Linked DNA regions of Homo sapiens: regions 2, 3, 4 and 5 are each linked to region 1. The links are chromatin contacts, found by Hi-C or POLR2A ChIA-PET in ENCODE. All regions are on one chromosome and are shown on one strand. The core of a region is the stretch at or near the end of the contact, and the rest is flanking DNA. Distances in the headings are between cores, read along the strand shown.

Evidence for each region. A loop is a pair of places that touch in the nucleus more often than their neighbours do. ChIA-PET counts read pairs that join two places held with the same protein, here RNA polymerase II (POLR2A). Pooled maps may share reads with other maps.
Region 2: POLR2A ChIA-PET joins it to region 1 with 22 read pairs in activated CD4-positive, alpha-beta T cell. The contact joins the enhancer-like site here to the promoter of CELF1 in region 1. POLR2A ChIA-PET finds 5 or more read pairs at or near these places in 3 of 52 experiments (A673, OCI-LY7 and activated CD4-positive, alpha-beta T cell).
Region 3: a pooled map shows a loop between it and region 1 (3-fold over the local background). The contact joins the enhancer-like site here to the promoter of CELF1 in region 1. A Hi-C loop is called at or near these places in 8 of 50 pooled maps. POLR2A ChIA-PET finds 5 or more read pairs at or near these places in 3 of 52 experiments (GM12878, activated CD4-positive, alpha-beta T cell and activated CD8-positive, alpha-beta memory T cell).
Region 4: a pooled map shows a loop between it and region 1 (4-fold over the local background). The contact joins the enhancer-like site here to the promoter of CELF1 in region 1. A Hi-C loop is called at or near these places in 1 of 50 pooled maps. POLR2A ChIA-PET finds 5 or more read pairs at or near these places in 2 of 52 experiments (activated CD4-positive, alpha-beta T cell and activated T-cell).
Region 5: a loop to region 1 is called in a pooled map, with 2.7 times the contacts of the local background. The contact joins the enhancer-like site here to the promoter of CELF1 in region 1. A Hi-C loop is called at or near these places in 1 of 50 pooled maps. POLR2A ChIA-PET finds 5 or more read pairs at or near these places in 4 of 52 experiments (GM12878, activated B cell, activated CD4-positive, alpha-beta T cell and 1 more).

The regions. Positions count from the first base shown.
Region 1 is chr11:47,551,710-47,554,624 of GRCh38, forward strand. CELF1 (CUGBP Elav-like family member 1) reads right to left here and starts at 1,423. Exons shown (of 15, transcript NM_001376376.1): 1 at 1,283-1,423. RefSeq lists enhancers at 1-310, 986-1,661 and silencers at 1,009-1,098, 1,169-1,698.
Region 2 is chr11:48,049,067-48,051,981 of GRCh38, forward strand. All of the region lies in intron 1 of PTPRJ (protein tyrosine phosphatase receptor type J), which reads left to right. Among named protein-coding and RNA genes, the nearest start is that of MIR3161, 46 kb to the right of the region's middle. RefSeq lists enhancers at 1,801-2,302, 2,303-2,802. Within about 2 kb of position 1,437, at least 8 of the 41 ENCODE cell types and tissues checked have a DNase peak (open chromatin) inside an H3K27ac peak, as active enhancers do; they include OCI-LY7, where a contact is called at or near this core.
Region 3 is chr11:48,005,358-48,008,272 of GRCh38, forward strand. The region is part of intron 1 of PTPRJ (protein tyrosine phosphatase receptor type J); the gene reads left to right. Among named protein-coding and RNA genes, the nearest start is that of PTPRJ, 26 kb to the left of the region's middle. RefSeq lists an enhancer at 1,339-1,483 and a cis regulatory region at 1,402-1,419. Within about 2 kb of position 1,439, at least 15 of the 41 ENCODE cell types and tissues checked have a DNase peak (open chromatin) inside an H3K27ac peak, as active enhancers do; they include GM12878, where a contact is called at or near this core.
Region 4 is chr11:47,949,179-47,952,093 of GRCh38, forward strand. No RefSeq gene overlaps it. Among named protein-coding and RNA genes, the nearest start is that of PTPRJ, 30 kb to the right of the region's middle. Within about 2 kb of position 1,398, at least 7 of the 41 ENCODE cell types and tissues checked have a DNase peak (open chromatin) inside an H3K27ac peak, as active enhancers do.
Region 5 is chr11:47,917,562-47,920,476 of GRCh38, forward strand. No RefSeq gene overlaps it. Among named protein-coding and RNA genes, the nearest start is that of PTPRJ, 62 kb to the right of the region's middle. Within about 2 kb of position 1,515, at least 23 of the 41 ENCODE cell types and tissues checked have a DNase peak (open chromatin) inside an H3K27ac peak, as active enhancers do.

The DNA.
Region 1 (2,915 bases), core at 173-2,672:
AACTTTAAAAGGTGAAGTTCCGGGCGGGGGCGGTGGCTCACGCCTGTAATCCCCAGCACTCTGGGAGGTCGAGGCGGGTGGATCACCCGAGGTCAGGAGTTCGAGACCATCCAGCCTGATCAACATGGTGAAACCCCGTCTATACTAAAAATACGAAAATTAGCCAGGCCTGGTGGCACATGCCTGTAATCCCAGCTACTTGGGAGGCTGAGGCAGGAGAATTGCTTGAACCTGGGGAGGTTGCAGTGAGCCGAGATAGCGCCACTGCACTCCAGCCTAAGCAACAAGAGCGAAACTCCGTCTTAAAAAAAAAAAAAAAAAAGATGAAGTTCTTGTAAAAGATTCATTATTTGTAACCTCTTACACTGCACACATTATAAAGCATTTCATGCTCTTTAAAACTGTTATACAGCCTTTTTACTCGAAGGTAATAAACCTACAGCTCTCTCCTGGCGAGAAAGAGATTCCATTTTGCGGAAACAGATTCCAGTCAAAATCTTACCACATTCCCCTCAACTATGGGTATGAGCCTAAACCAATGAGAAGCTCCTTGGTGCATGTGTAATGGTCTCCAAGAATTACAACAACATCCTACCCGGAGGACCACAACCACGACACCACTGGCTTTAAAATCAAAGCCTGGTCCCTAGCGAAGAAAGCGCTTTAATGTGCTCCTCCCGCTCCCGGGTGCGAGATTCCTGCCCAGCTACTAGGCCACGACTGGGTGAGCACCTGATGTGGGGGGAGGGCGAGCCAAGGCCGTAGCGGATCTGGGGCGAGGAACGAGGGGCTCTCGAGGCTCGGGAAAAGCGCTGCCTTCTAGGGGCGCGGACCCTTCGGCACCCACAGGAGTGGACACTAAGAACACGTGAGACGACAGGGGCAGAGATGGGGTGTCCCGGGCAGGTAGCCTGGGTCCAGCACGGCAGCCAGAAAGACGAGGAAAACGGAGCTGGCCCTGGGCAGGGCACGAGGCCTCTGAGCCTAGAGAGTGAAGGTAAAGGGCGCGGGGAGAGGAAGCAAAGCCACGAGGAGGGCGGGTCTCCCTGGGCGCGGGGGCACGCGCTGGGCAAACGCGACAGGACCCGGGGAGCCGGGGACCCCGACATGCAGGAGGAGATCGCAGCCCTACCCCAGGACGCAGGGAACGAGAAAAGGCCGCGCCCGGAGGGCCCTGTGACCCGCGGCCTCCCTAACCGGACCCGCCCCGCGGCGCCTCCCTCTTGCCTTTTTTCCCCTCCCTCCCTCCCGCGGCCCGTTATCCTGCGGCCGCAGCACTCACCAGCGGCTGCACCTGAGCCTGCCGCTGCCTCAGTTGCTGCCTGCGCCTCCGCAGCCGCCGCCGCCGCCTCGCTGCTGAGGCCGAATCCCGGGGGAGCCTCCGCGTCCCGCCGCCGCTGCCGCTGCCGCCAGAGCAGAACACCCCAAAATGGCGGCACTTCCGGCACCTACCACCGGCGGGGAGGGCAGAGGAGGAGGGGGAGCGCGGCGAGGGGGAACGTATCACCGCGGCGCCGCCCGCAGCGCCGATGCGAGCGGAGCGCGGCGTAGGGGCGGGCCGAGCGCCGGGCGCTGCAGCGCCCCCTCGGGCTGGGAAGTGGAGGAGCAGCCGCACCTAAGCCCCTGGGGCCGCGGGCGGAGCCCTCAACCTAGGGAGCTGCAGGGGCGCATCTCTTTGTCTCCGATCCCTACTGGAGGGAAGAGCCAGGCCTGGGAATCTGAAGTTCTCGACTCCGCCCATCGCACCCACAGGAGCTCTAGATGACCCTGGTGGGCAAGGAGGCACCCCTACTGGGCACTGAATAGGAGCATAATAAGATATTTGTTGAATAAATGGATGAGTGAGTGACTGGTGCTTGGCCAGCGTTGGGCACATGGCACGCCCCTTTTTGCCCCAGCAGACAAGCAACAGCATCCAGGCCTTCCTTCTTTGCTGGGATGTGAATATGTGTGTTCCAAGTGCAGGGAGTGCTTTTTAGCAAGATAATCAGTGTGAACGCACAACCTGGCAACGATCGCTGCGACATAAGGAAGTTCACAAAGATTCTATTAAGAGACCGATTGCCCAGCCATAACCTGCTTTTACCGAAAAAAAAATATATATATATATTTTTTTTTCTTAACTCAGGTTAGGTCTCTAAAGACTTCCTCCTGAGTTACTCTGGAATCCCTGGGTCTAGATGGAACGCAAGCAGTACAATTTGTTGTTGTTGTTGTTGTTGTTTAAGCCAACATTTATTCCTAGGTTCCAGACCTTGTGAGGCAGTTAAATGCAGATTAAGAAAGAAAACTTTGTTCTGGAAGCTTTTGGCCCCATCAACATGCAAATAACTCATGGGATGGTTTCTCTCTAACATCATCTGGCTTCCCAGAGAATATAATTTTTATACCCACAAATACTGATTATATCCTACCTTACCACAAACAACAAGTGGGCTTCCAAGCAGAAGCCTCAAGGGTTTTCCTCTTTCGCCTTTGGGGGGGAAAAAAACTAACCAGAGTTTTTCTGGTACCATATAGTCCTTAAATTGTACATGATCATATTCCCTAATTGTACTGGGTAGTTTTATATACATTCATAATGCTGATATATGATCTTGTTCTTGTTAATAGTTTTATGTGTAGTTGACTGAAAACATCCTATATTTATAGACCATTATAGCTTACAGAATGTTGTCACAAATATTACCATATATTTGCTGCTATAGGTTGTAGAAATGTTTCAAGCAGAGAGTCTGTCTCCTTTTGTGCTCCATAGAATCATGTGGATATCCACATGGCTCACTTCCTCACCTCCTTCAGACTTTGACTTAAGTGTCACCTTCTCAGTCCAGTCTTCCCTAAGCACTCTATTTTACACTGCTTGCATGCATGGCATGTGCACACACACACACACCCATGCTTTCAATCCCACT
Region 2 (2,915 bases), core at 187-2,686, 500 kb after region 1:
CACTAGTAAGCTTCCAGGTTCTGGTACAGTTTCTCAGCCTCGGCACTACTGACGTTTGGAGTCTGATGAGTCTTTGTTGTGAGCGCTGTCCTGTGCATTGCAGGATGTTAGGAGCATACTTGGCCTCTATCCACTAGATGCCAGTAGCACCCCCCTCCCAACTCTGCCCAGTTGTGACAGCCAAAATGTCTGCAGACATTGCCAGATGTCCCCTGGGGGACAAAATCTTGCCTAATTGAGAACCACCGAGTCATGGCAACCATTTCAAACCCTAAGCCAGGATGTACGTGGAGATGGAGAAAGGTACAACATTTAGAATTGGTACTGTTGGCTGGGCACGGTGGCTCACACCTGTAATCCCAGCACTTTGGGAGGCCAAGACGGGCAGATCACCTGAGGTCAGGAGTTCGAGACCAGCCTGGCCAATGCGGTGAAACCCCGTCTCTACTAAAACAAAACAAAACAAAACAAAACAAAACAAAACAAAACAAAACAAAACAAGTCGGGTGTGGTGGCGCACTTTTGTAATTCCATGTACTCGGGAGGCTGAGGCAGGAGAATCGCTTGAACCTGGGAGGTGGAGATTGCAGTGAGCCGAGATCGCGCCATTGCACTCCAGCCTGGGCGACAATAGTGAAACTCTGTCTCAAAAAAAAAAAAAAAAAAAAGAATTGGTACTATCTTAGAAAACCTGGAGCACCCTGCTGCTTTAACTGCAGCCCTCTGTGTGGGCAGACAGATTGACAGTGGGCTTAATGTGGGGTAACCTTTCATCATGAAAATTAAATTACACTGCAGGCCTTTTGTAGCCCTCCTATATGAAACCCTCTTAAAATATTTTCTTTTTGCAATGGAAGCTTGGGGGAAAAATCATAGTCTTAGATTTATTGAAGTTTTGTGGATAAAAGCACTTTTTATTAAAAAGAACCAGGTGAAAACTAGAAGGGCCTCTTTTGAGTCTGCTGACAGACACGTGGAGAATATATAGTCAGCGGAACATTCCTGTGCTTTCCGTAAAGCTGTGGATGAACCTGCCTTTCAGGTTTCGTAGCCTCTTCAGTCAGATGGTTTGAGAATGCGTGTTTTGTGGTGTATGCACACAGACTGTATGAGTTTGTTTTTTTACACATGACTAGTAAACCTGTCACATTTTGTCAAATGTGATTTTCTTTCTTTATTAAAATAGATTTTATTTTTAGAGTAGTTCTAGGTTCACAGCAAAATTGAGCAGAAGGTGCAGAGATATCCCATATACCCCTGGCCCCCACATATGCACGGCCTCCCCCGTTAGCAACACCCCCACCAGAGTGGAACAATCAATGAACGTACATTGACATATCACTATCACACAAAGTCCATAGTTTCTGTTAGAATTCATGCATAGCATTCTACATTCTGTGGGTTTGGACAAGGTATGATGACATGTAACTGTGATTTCCTCAATTCAATATGTATAGTTCCTGTTCACACATTTCTTCACACATTTGTTCCTCAGTGCTCAAATGCCTGCTGTATTCCAGGCTGTATTTGAAGCCCCTGAGCCTTTATTTGGAGAGTTCATTGAACATTAGAGCATGCAGTTTGCTGAGATGTCTTGTACTTAGAAAATCCAATTTATAAAAAACCTCAAATAGAACAGTAAATTTAGGGAATTTTTTTTTTCTGATGATAAAATTAGATAACTCTGTTGCATGGATTCTGTAAAACACAGCTCCCTCCTGTTACGCCATGAATTGGGTTCAATTTACAACACCCCTTTAGGCATACTTTTTCAGCAACACATGTCTGAGCCGAGGTGCACTGTGCCTCTTTCTGTAGCAGGCAGCTTTTAGGGGGTGTCCTAGTGGTCTTATGTTTTATACATCTCATGGGAGTGGCTGGTTTCTAGGAAATAGCTCACTTGCCAGTTTTGGTAACCCTAACAGAGCTGTTTTGCCAAGGCGTCTGGTGAATATTTCTGTCTTCCAGTCAGGACTAATATAGTACTTTTCAGAGGTGATAGCCAGTTAACTGATGACTTTTTTTTTTTTTTTTTTTTTTTTTTTTTGAGATGGAATCTCGCTCTGCCACCCAGGCTGGAGTGCAATGATGCGATCTTGGCTTACTGCAACCTCTGCCTCCCGGATTCAAGCGATTCTCCTGCCTTGCCTCCTGAGTAGCTGGGATTACAGGTGCGCACCACCACGCCTGGCTAATTTTTGTATTTTTGGTAAAGTCAGGGTTTTGCCATGCTGCTCAGGCTGGTGTCGAACTCCTGGGCCCAAGTGATCTGCTCACCTCGGCCTGCCGAAGTGCTGGCATTACAGGCGTGAGCCATTGCACCTGGCCGTGTTTTCTGTTTTTTATTTAGAGGAAGTCACTTGATCATGCTTTTCCCCCCACCCATGGCATAGGAAAATGATTCTTTTGCTGATTGTGCTGATTAAATGTGATGTGGAAAAACCTACTCCTGGTGTTCAGAGAGGTTTTCCAGGTCACAGTGGGGTGGGTCTCATCTGGACATCAGAATCATTATGTTAATGATAACTAAGAGCAGTTGACTGCTTACTATAAGCCAGCCACTGACCTCAGGGCATTGCATAACTGGCTTCCTTTACTCTTCACATCAGCCCTGTGGGCTTGGGAGTGAGACCTCTACCTAGTTTTTAAACAAATTACATAAACTTTTTGGGGCTCAGCTCCCTCATCTGAAAATCAGAAAATGATACTTCTCTGGCATTTTGAGCATGAGTTCAGGAGTCAGACTTCCTGGGTTTGAATTCTAGCTTCTTCTATGACTTTGAGCAAATTACTTTAACTTTGCTAAGCCTCAGGTTTCTCGTGTTGCATAGGCAGATGATAGTCATATCTGAATGTAACGAGAATCAAATGCAACCTGGGACACAGTGAACACTTGGTGAACGTTAGTGCCTTGG
Region 3 (2,915 bases), core at 189-2,688, 450 kb after region 1:
TCCCTCCCCCACCTCCTGGCAACCACCAATTTGCTTTCTGTTTCTGTGAATTTACCTGTTCTATGTATTTCATGTGAGTAGAATCATACACTGTGTGTCCTTTTGATTCTGGCTATTTCGCCTAGCATAGTGTTTTCAAGGTCCATCCATGTTGGAGCAGGTATCACTGCTTTGTTCTTTTTTTATGGCTGAATGATATTTCATCACAGAGAGATACCATGTTTTGTTTATCCTTTTATGAGCTGATGGTCGTTTGGGTCATTTCTACTTTTTGGCTATTGTGAGTGACACTGCTATGAACGTTTGTCTACCAGTGTTTGTGTGGCCACGGGTTTTCAATGTGGGAGGATTTTGAACTGGGGAGTGGTGTTTGGAGCCTTTGGGTGGGGTGGGCTGTGAGGAGCCTGTGTGTGTGTCTGCCCTTACTGGGCTGGGTTTAGGGCAAGCTTCATGTGCTTCCTTTCTTTTAAGGGACTCTCTGAGACAGGGTTATTATCCCCTTTTTGCAGATGAGGGCACTCAGGCTCAGTGAGGTTAAATAAGCTGCATGGCTAGACAATGGCAGATAGCAGCCCTGTCCGGCTCTTAGCCAGCTTGCAGCCACCTGCCCCTGCTGGGCCAGGCGATTGCAGTGGTCTTGGCTGGGAGGGGCCCAGAGGCTGTGTGGTGCTGGAGAGAGGCAGCAGGCTGGACCTGGTTGGGCAAGGCTGAGTGGTTGTGGGATAAGAGGAGATGTTTCAGAGCAGCACCCACAGAACCGCTGTGATGGGAGAAACAAGACTTCGAGTTAGGAGAGTGGGTTGGACTCTTGGTGCAGCCTATGTGACCTTGGGCTGATCTTGTCTCTTTTGAGCATCACTTTCCTCATCTGGAACCTGGGGCTCTTGTGGCTTCCTGCCTCTCTCAAGGGTGATTCGGGAGGAAGAGTGGGAGAGAGAGAGAGAGAGGGAGAGGATGGAGGCGAGAGAGGTGGAGTGGGAAAGGAGGGCAGAATCTGCTAGAACCTGCAGAGCTCATAATCTAGGGGCGGGGAGGGACATGCAGCAGGTGCAGGCAGGTGTGGGAGGAAGTAGCCTGGTCATCTGGATGGACATCCCTGCCCATTCAGAGAAGCTCTGAACCCTGCAAAAGCTCCCACGTGGAGGCCAGTGAGCTGGTTATAATCCAGAGACTGTCAGTTTTTCCTAGTACATATTTGGACCTGAGCCTTTGTTTCTGCAAAGAGTCTGGTACTGACTCACACAGTGTCAGCAGCCCCCTTCCATCCCCTGGCACACCCCTCCCTCATTCCTACTGAGCATTACCTTAAAACCAGTGAGGTCTTTCTGGGTCTTAAAGGTCACCCAGTGTCCTTGCCTATCTGGGCCTGTCTCTGTTCAAGTGGCAAGGCGGACCATCCCCTTTATCACTGACTTGCAGCTTGCCTGGGTTTTGTAAAAAGCTTGTCATTGCCAGTTAGAAAATAAAGACAGAAACCTCCCCTTTGGCATTGGTATCGTGATGACTTGCTCTTGTTCTGACTCTATTTTGCTGGCTTGTTATGAGTCAGTCATTTTTTTTTAATGAAATGAATACCTTTGTCTTAATATGAAGCTAGGCATATATGATAAAGGTTAGATGATTTTTCAAATATGAAATCAGAATTCTACCCATACTCCCAAATTAGAGAGCAGTCTGATGTGTTCCCCTTTACTGTGACCAGTGGCTTCATAGGGGACCTAGTTATGAGTCCTGTTTCTTTTTTTTTTCTTTTTTTATTTTGAGACTGAGTCTCGCTTTGTCTCCCAGGCTGGAGTGCAGTGGCGCAATCTCTGCTCACTGCAAGCTCCGCCTCCCGGGTTCACGCCATTCTCCTGCCTCAGCCTCCCGAGTAGCTGGGACTACAGGTGCCTGCCACCACGCCCGGCTAATTTTTTGTATTTTTTTTTTTTTTAGTAGAGATGGGTTTTCACCATGTTAGCCAGGTTGGTCTCGATCTCCTGACGTCGTGATCCGCCCACCTCGGCCTCCCAAAGTGCTGGGATTACAGGCATGAGCCACCACACGGGGCCAGGCCTTTTTCTTTTCTTTTTTTTTTCCTCACTGTGTCACCCAGACTGTAGTGCAGTGGCACAATCTTGGTGCAACCTCCGTCTCCCAGGTTCAAGCGATTCTTGTGCCTCAGCCTCCTGAGTAGCTGGGATTACAAGCATGTGCCACCACACCTGGCTAATTTTTCTATTTTTAGCAGAGATGGGGTTTTGCCATGCTGGCCAGGGTGATCTTGAACTCCAGACCTCAAGTGATCTGCCCGCCTCCCAGAATGCTGGGATTACAGGTGTGAGCCACTGCACCCGGCTGAGGCCTTTTTCTTCTGTGCGTTCCTGCTGTCTTCCCTCCAGGCAGCAGCAAGCTGGTAGGAGCTGTACTTGTGAGTTGACATCATGATGTACAGTCACTGGTCACTTATAAAACTGGGCAGGCCCAGAGCAGGAAGGGTCATTGAGGGTCATCTAATGCAAACCGTTTACTTTAGAGATGTTGAAACCAAGGCGCAGAGAGGGGAAGTGACTTGCCCAAGACCACACAGCTAATATCACTGTGAGCCCAGGTTCCTGGCTCCAGTTCCTGGTTCTTTCTGCCCCCTTCTTCCCGACACTAAAGATACAGTGGTGAGCACACAGGGTATTCAGTAACGTATCTATTTTTGACCTGTTTTTAATGGAGGCTGAATTGGGCTTTTAGGGTTGAGTTCTGACACGTGCCAGGTGATCTGCTGGAGGGAAATCTGTTACTTCTGGGGAAGAGTTGAAGGTGTCTTCTGAACTCTGGAATCTGTTTTGAGGGGAGGCTGAGCCCATGCGTGGACCCTTAGGCTGAGCCCATGCCTGCTTCAGATGTTCCACACCTTTCACCACAATTTATTTATTTATTTA
Region 4 (2,915 bases), core at 148-2,647, 400 kb after region 1:
AGGTGCCATGGCTTACTCCTGTAATCCTAGCACTTTGGGAGGCCAAGGGGGACGGATCACTTGAGCTCAGGAGTTTGAGACCAGCCTGGTCAGCATGGTGAAACCCCATCTCTACTAAAAATACAAAAAATTAGCCGGGCATGATGGTGCGCGCCTGTAATCCCAGCTACTTGGGAGGCTGAGGCAGAAGAATCACTTGAACTTGGGATGATTCAACCTGCGGATGTTGCAGTGAGCTGAGATCGGGCCAGTGCACTCCTGTCTGGGCGACAAAGCGAGACTCAGTCTCAAAAAAACAAAAACAAAAACAAGATCTGGTGAGGTTGCCTCACAATATTTTCTTGTGGTAGACACCATTAGTGACCTACCCAATGCAGTCTCCCTCCTTCCTGGCTCAGGAAATACCAGTTTTGCTGGGCACAGTGGCTCATGCCTATAATCCTAGCACTCTGGGAGGCCAAGGCAGGAGGATTGCTTGAGTTCAGGAGTTTGAGACCAGCTGGGTAATGTAGTGATACACCATCTCTACAAAAAATACAAAAATTAGCTGGGTGTGGTGGTGCGCGCCTGTAGTCCCAGCTCCTTGGGAAGCTGAGGTAGGAGGATTGCTTGAGCCTGGGCGGATGAGGCTGCAGTAAGCTGAGATTGTGCCACTACACTCCAGCCTGGGTGACAGAGCAAGACCCATCTCAAAAAAAAAAAGAAAGAAAGAAAGAAAGAAAGAAAAAGAGGCTGGACGTGGTGGCTCATGCCTGTAATCCCAGAACTGTGGGAGGCCAAGGCAGGTGGATTGCCTGAGGTCAGGAGTTTGAGACCAGCCTGGCCAACATAGTGAAACCCCGTCTCTACTAAAAATACAAAAAATTAACTGGGTGTGGTGGTGGGTGCCTGTAAACCCAGCTACTCAGGAGGCTCAGACAGGAGAATCGCTTGAACCCACAAGGTAGAGGTTACAGTGAGCCGAGATCACACCATTGCACTTCAGCCTGGGCAACAAAAGCGAAACTCTGTCTTAAAAAAAAAAAAAAAAAAAAAAAAAAAAGCCGGGCGCGGTGACTCACGCCTGTAATCCCAACACTTTAGGAGGCCAAGGCGGGCAGATCGCAAGGTCAGGAGTTCAAGACCTGCCTGGCCAATATGGTGAAACCCTGTCTTTAATAAAAATACAAAAAAATTAGCCGTGTGTGGTGGCATGCACCTGTAGTGCCAGCTACTTGGGAGGCTGAGGCAGGAGAATTGCTTGAACCCGGGAGGTGGAGGTTGCAGTCAGCCGAGATGGTGCCACTGCACTCCACCCTAGGCGACAGAGAAAGACTCTGACTCAAAAAAAAAAAAAAAAAGGAAAAAGAAAAAGAAACACCAGTTTCAGTTTCGTGGCCAGCCCTGGGTGGTAGATTCTTACATGCCTAAGCCAATAATGACGCTCTGTTTCCCACTTCCCCAGCCCCCCTTGCAGCTTTACCAATAAGACCTAAGGGGAGGTCTACTCTGGGGCTTCTGAGAAAGCTTTTGATTTTTTGACAAGAGGAAACATTTCCTACTTCCTCCCTTGGGACCACCCTGCCTCTCTGCCCCAAACTTAAACATAAGGGCTAGAACTCTGTGCAACTGGAAGGGTATGATCTGAGGGTTGTCAGCAGCAGTCATTTGCTAAAAGCCTGCTTGCTGAGGGGCTGCTACGGGCAAACACAGAGAGAAAAACAACAGGCCAGAGGGGGAGAAAAGTTGAGGCCTTATTTGAATGTCTAGATCCATCCATATCTAAAACCAGCATCATCCCTGAAATTCCAAGTGATGTGAGCAATGCAATGCCTTCCTTTTTCCCTCAGGATTATTTGAGATGGATTTCCATTATTTGCAACCAAAGGAGTCTGACCTATACTCCCTAGGCTCAGGTTTCCTGTCTTTTTTTTTTTGAAATGGAGTCTCACGCTGTCACCCAGGATGGAGTGCAATGGCATGATCTTGGCTCACTACAACCTCTGCCTCCTGGGTTCAAGGGATTCTCCTGCCTCAGCCTCCTGAGTAGCTGGGATTACAGGCATGCACCACCATGCCCAGCTAATTTTTGTATATTTAGTAGAGATGGGGTTTCACCATGTTGGCCAGGCTGGTCTTGAACTTCTGACCTCAAGTGATCTGCCCACCTTGGTCTCCCAAAGTGTTGGGATTACAGATGTGAGCCACCGCACCCGGCCAGGTTTCCTGTCTTTACAGTGAATGTCTAGTAGGGCTTCAGCCTTCCTCTGCCTGTGACACCTGGTGACTTTGACCGAGTGTTACAATGTGTGAGGGCTGCAGGTGCGCGTCCATCCCCCTGCCTATTCTCATCCTCAGCAGTTCCGCCCCCGAAGATAACTCTACTCTAGCCTCTTGGTCAAAAAGTGTCTCAAGGGAATGAGGATTGAAGAAACCTAGGATGTCACCACATACCAAGGCCACTTCAACTCCACAATGTCCTCAGAATGCCATTGCAACACTCTTGTTTGAGAAACACTGGGGTTAAGACATGGGAGTCAAAGAAAAGCAAGCAGGCTGGGTGCGGCGGCTCACGCATGTAATCCCAGCACTTTGGGAGGCCGAGGTCGATGGATCACCTGAGGTCGGGAGTTCGAGACCAGCCTGACCAACATGGAGAAACCCTGTCTCTACTCAAAATACAAAATTAGCTGGGCGTGGTGGTGGGCGCCTGTAATCCTAGCTACTCGGGAGGCTGAGGCAGGAGAATCGCTTGAACCTGGGAGACGGAGGTTGCAATGAGCCGAGATCGGGCCACTGCACTCCAGCCTGGGCAGCAAGAGTGAAACTCCGTCTCAAAAACAAAAAACAAAAAGCAAAAAAACAAAGAAAAGCAAGCAGAGTAGGCAGGGGCAGAGCGGCGTGGAGTTCATCTGATCTGTGAAGTACATTAGAGA
Region 5 (2,915 bases), core at 265-2,764, 370 kb after region 1:
CTTTCTCTGTCACCCAGGATGCAGTGCAATGGCACGATCTTGGCTCACTGCAACCTTCGCCTCCTGGACTCAAGTGATTCCCATGCTTCAGCCTCCTAAGCAGCTAGGACTACAGGTGCAGGCCATCATGGCCAGCTAATTTTTTCTATTTTTAGTACAGGTGGAGTTTCACCATGTTGGGACAGGCTGGTCTTGAACTCCCGGCCTCAAGTGATCCGCTAGCCTTGGCCTCCCAAAGTGCTGGGATTACAGGCATGAGTCACTGCGCCTGGCTCAGATTCACATTTTCTTCCTTGTTTATTCACATTTGTGAACAGCTGGCCAAAATCAGGCGGTGGCTTGGAGTTGCAGAGGGGGCAGGATTGGACCCAGGACCTTGTCTGTAAAGCACTTCAGCCAGCCTCCAGTCCTTGAGTGGTGCTTTGCAATCTTGTGAAGCATTACATGTGAAAAGCCTATCCAGCCTGCTACCCGCCCCAGACCCTTTACTGGCCAGAGGAATGTGATGCTCCGATTGGCCAACCCTGAGTCACATGCCCACTCTTGGAGCGGAAAGTGAAGTGAACTCCAGGAAATGAATTTCTTTGAGGAGCAGAGCCTGAAAAGGGTGTGTAGCTGGTGCCCTGATAATAAGCCGGGGATGAAGACACCAGAACGAAGGGTAAATGGATGCCAGGTGGCAAAACCACACATGCCCACCCTTCTGGTTGCTAAGCAACATTTTGTTTTTCTGCTCTGGTTCCTCTTCTGTTCTGCAAAGCTCGCCTAGCACAAGGGCTGACCATTCTGGAGTTGGAAGAGGGCCAAACCCAGGGGCCTTGAGTGAAGTGTAAAGAGATCTGGGCTGGAGATTTGGGTTTTAGTCCTGATATTGCCACGTACTTTCTTCCCTCCCTGAGTCTCAGTTTTTTCTTCAGCTGTAAGACGAGGAGACTGAATAGAATCTCTGTGGGGTCCTTGCAATTTACTAGGCTGGGTTCTGGGCAATGTCACAGGCAGTGGGGGCCTCCTGTGCCTCTCATATTATATCTTAGAAGTGAAGGCAGCTTTCTCTGAACATGGGCAATCCCTGCCATGGAACGTGGCTTGCTAGAAAGTGCCTCAATCTTGGCATTAGATGATTTGTTTTGGTTTCTGATCTTAATTTTGTGTTTTTTTTTTTTTGTTTGTTTGTTTTTGAGACTGAGTCTCGCTCATCACCCAGGCTGGAGTGTGGTGGCACGATCTCGGCTCACTGCAACCTCCGCCTCCCGGGCTCAAGCAATTCTCCTGCCTCAGCCTCCTGAGTAGCTGAGACTACAGGCGCATACCACCATGCCCAGCTAAGTTTTGTTTTTAGTAGAGACGGGGTTTCACCATGTCGGCTACGCTGGTCTTGAACTCCTGACCTCAGATGATCCACCCACCTTGGCCTCCCAAAGTTATGGGATTACAGGTGTAAGCCACTGCACCCAGCCCCTGTCCTTAATTTCTGACTCCTCCTAATACCTGTGCAACCCAGGCAAATTACTTAACCTCTCTGAACCTTCTCATATAAAGTAGAGTTAAGGATAATCCCTCAAAAATTGTTGAGAGAATCAAATGAAACAATGGATGTGAAAGTGCTTTGTAAGCCCCAAAGTGCTGTGCAAATGGAGGGCCCATCCACCCAGGGTCCCTGTCTCCCAGGCCATTGTGGTTCTGGGACTTGGTGCTCCTGAGAAAAGGCTAGTGCCCACATTCAATGAGCATGAGTCATTCCACAGTGCATGTCTTTTAGTTGTATTTATTCTAAACCTTGTGTTTCTGCGTGTAAGTGCCACATCAGGGGGTGACCTGAAGCAACTGTGAGGATGGGTGAAAAACAAAGGTCACTGATTATTCCAAATTTTGCACAATCTATCCTGGAGTCTTGGTCTGGGGGCCCAGGACCCAGCAGCTGGCAGTGAGGGAGCAGGAAGCCAGGCCCTGCCCTTCTTTTCTGAGCATTCTGTCCCTCCGAGCAAGCCTTTGGACAGAAGCCTCCCTCTGACCTGTCTAGTGGGGCTGGGATAGCTGCATCCACTCTGATACCTCACAGTCATCTCAAATTAACATGTATGTTTTAGGAAGCTGGGGAGGGAGGATCACTTGAAGCTAGACGTTCAAGACCAGCCTGGGCAACAAAGTGAGACCCTGACTCCACTAAAAATTTAAAAATTAGCTAGGTGTGGTTGTGTGCACCTGTAGTCCAAGCTACTCAAGCAGCTGAGGTGGGAGGATTGCTTGAGCCCAGGAGTTTGAGACTGCAGTGAGCTATGATCACACCACTGTACTCCAGCCTAGGTGATAGAGTAAGATCCTATCTCTAAGAAAAAAAAATTAACACCTTCAAAATAGATCTCTTGATCTTGGTCCTCACCTCCAAGATCAGTTTTCACCCAGTTTTGTAAATGTCACCTACAGCCGTTCAGTCTCTCATGCCAGATACCTGTGACCCTGAACATCTCTCTCTTTTATCCTGCCACAATCCATCATTAAATCCTAACTATTGGCCAGGCGCGGTGGCTCACACCTGTAATCCCAGCACTTTGGGAGGCTGAGGCGGGCAGATCACAAGGTCAGGAGATCGAGACCATCCTGGCTAACACGGTGAAACCCTGTCTCTATAAAAATACAAAAAATTAGCTGGGCCTGGTGGCGGGTGCCTGTAGTCCCAGCTACTCCGGAGGCTGAGGCAGGAGAATGGCATGAACCAGGGAGGCGGAGGTTGCAGTGAGCCGAGATCGCGCCACTGCACTCCAGCTGGGGGATAGAGCGAGACTCCATCTCAAAAACAAAAAACAAACAAACAAAAAACCTAACTCTTCCCCCTCTAAAGCATACTTCAATTCCACTCATTTTTTCCCATTCCCATTACTACTACCCCTGTCTGAGACACTGCCATTTCTTACCTA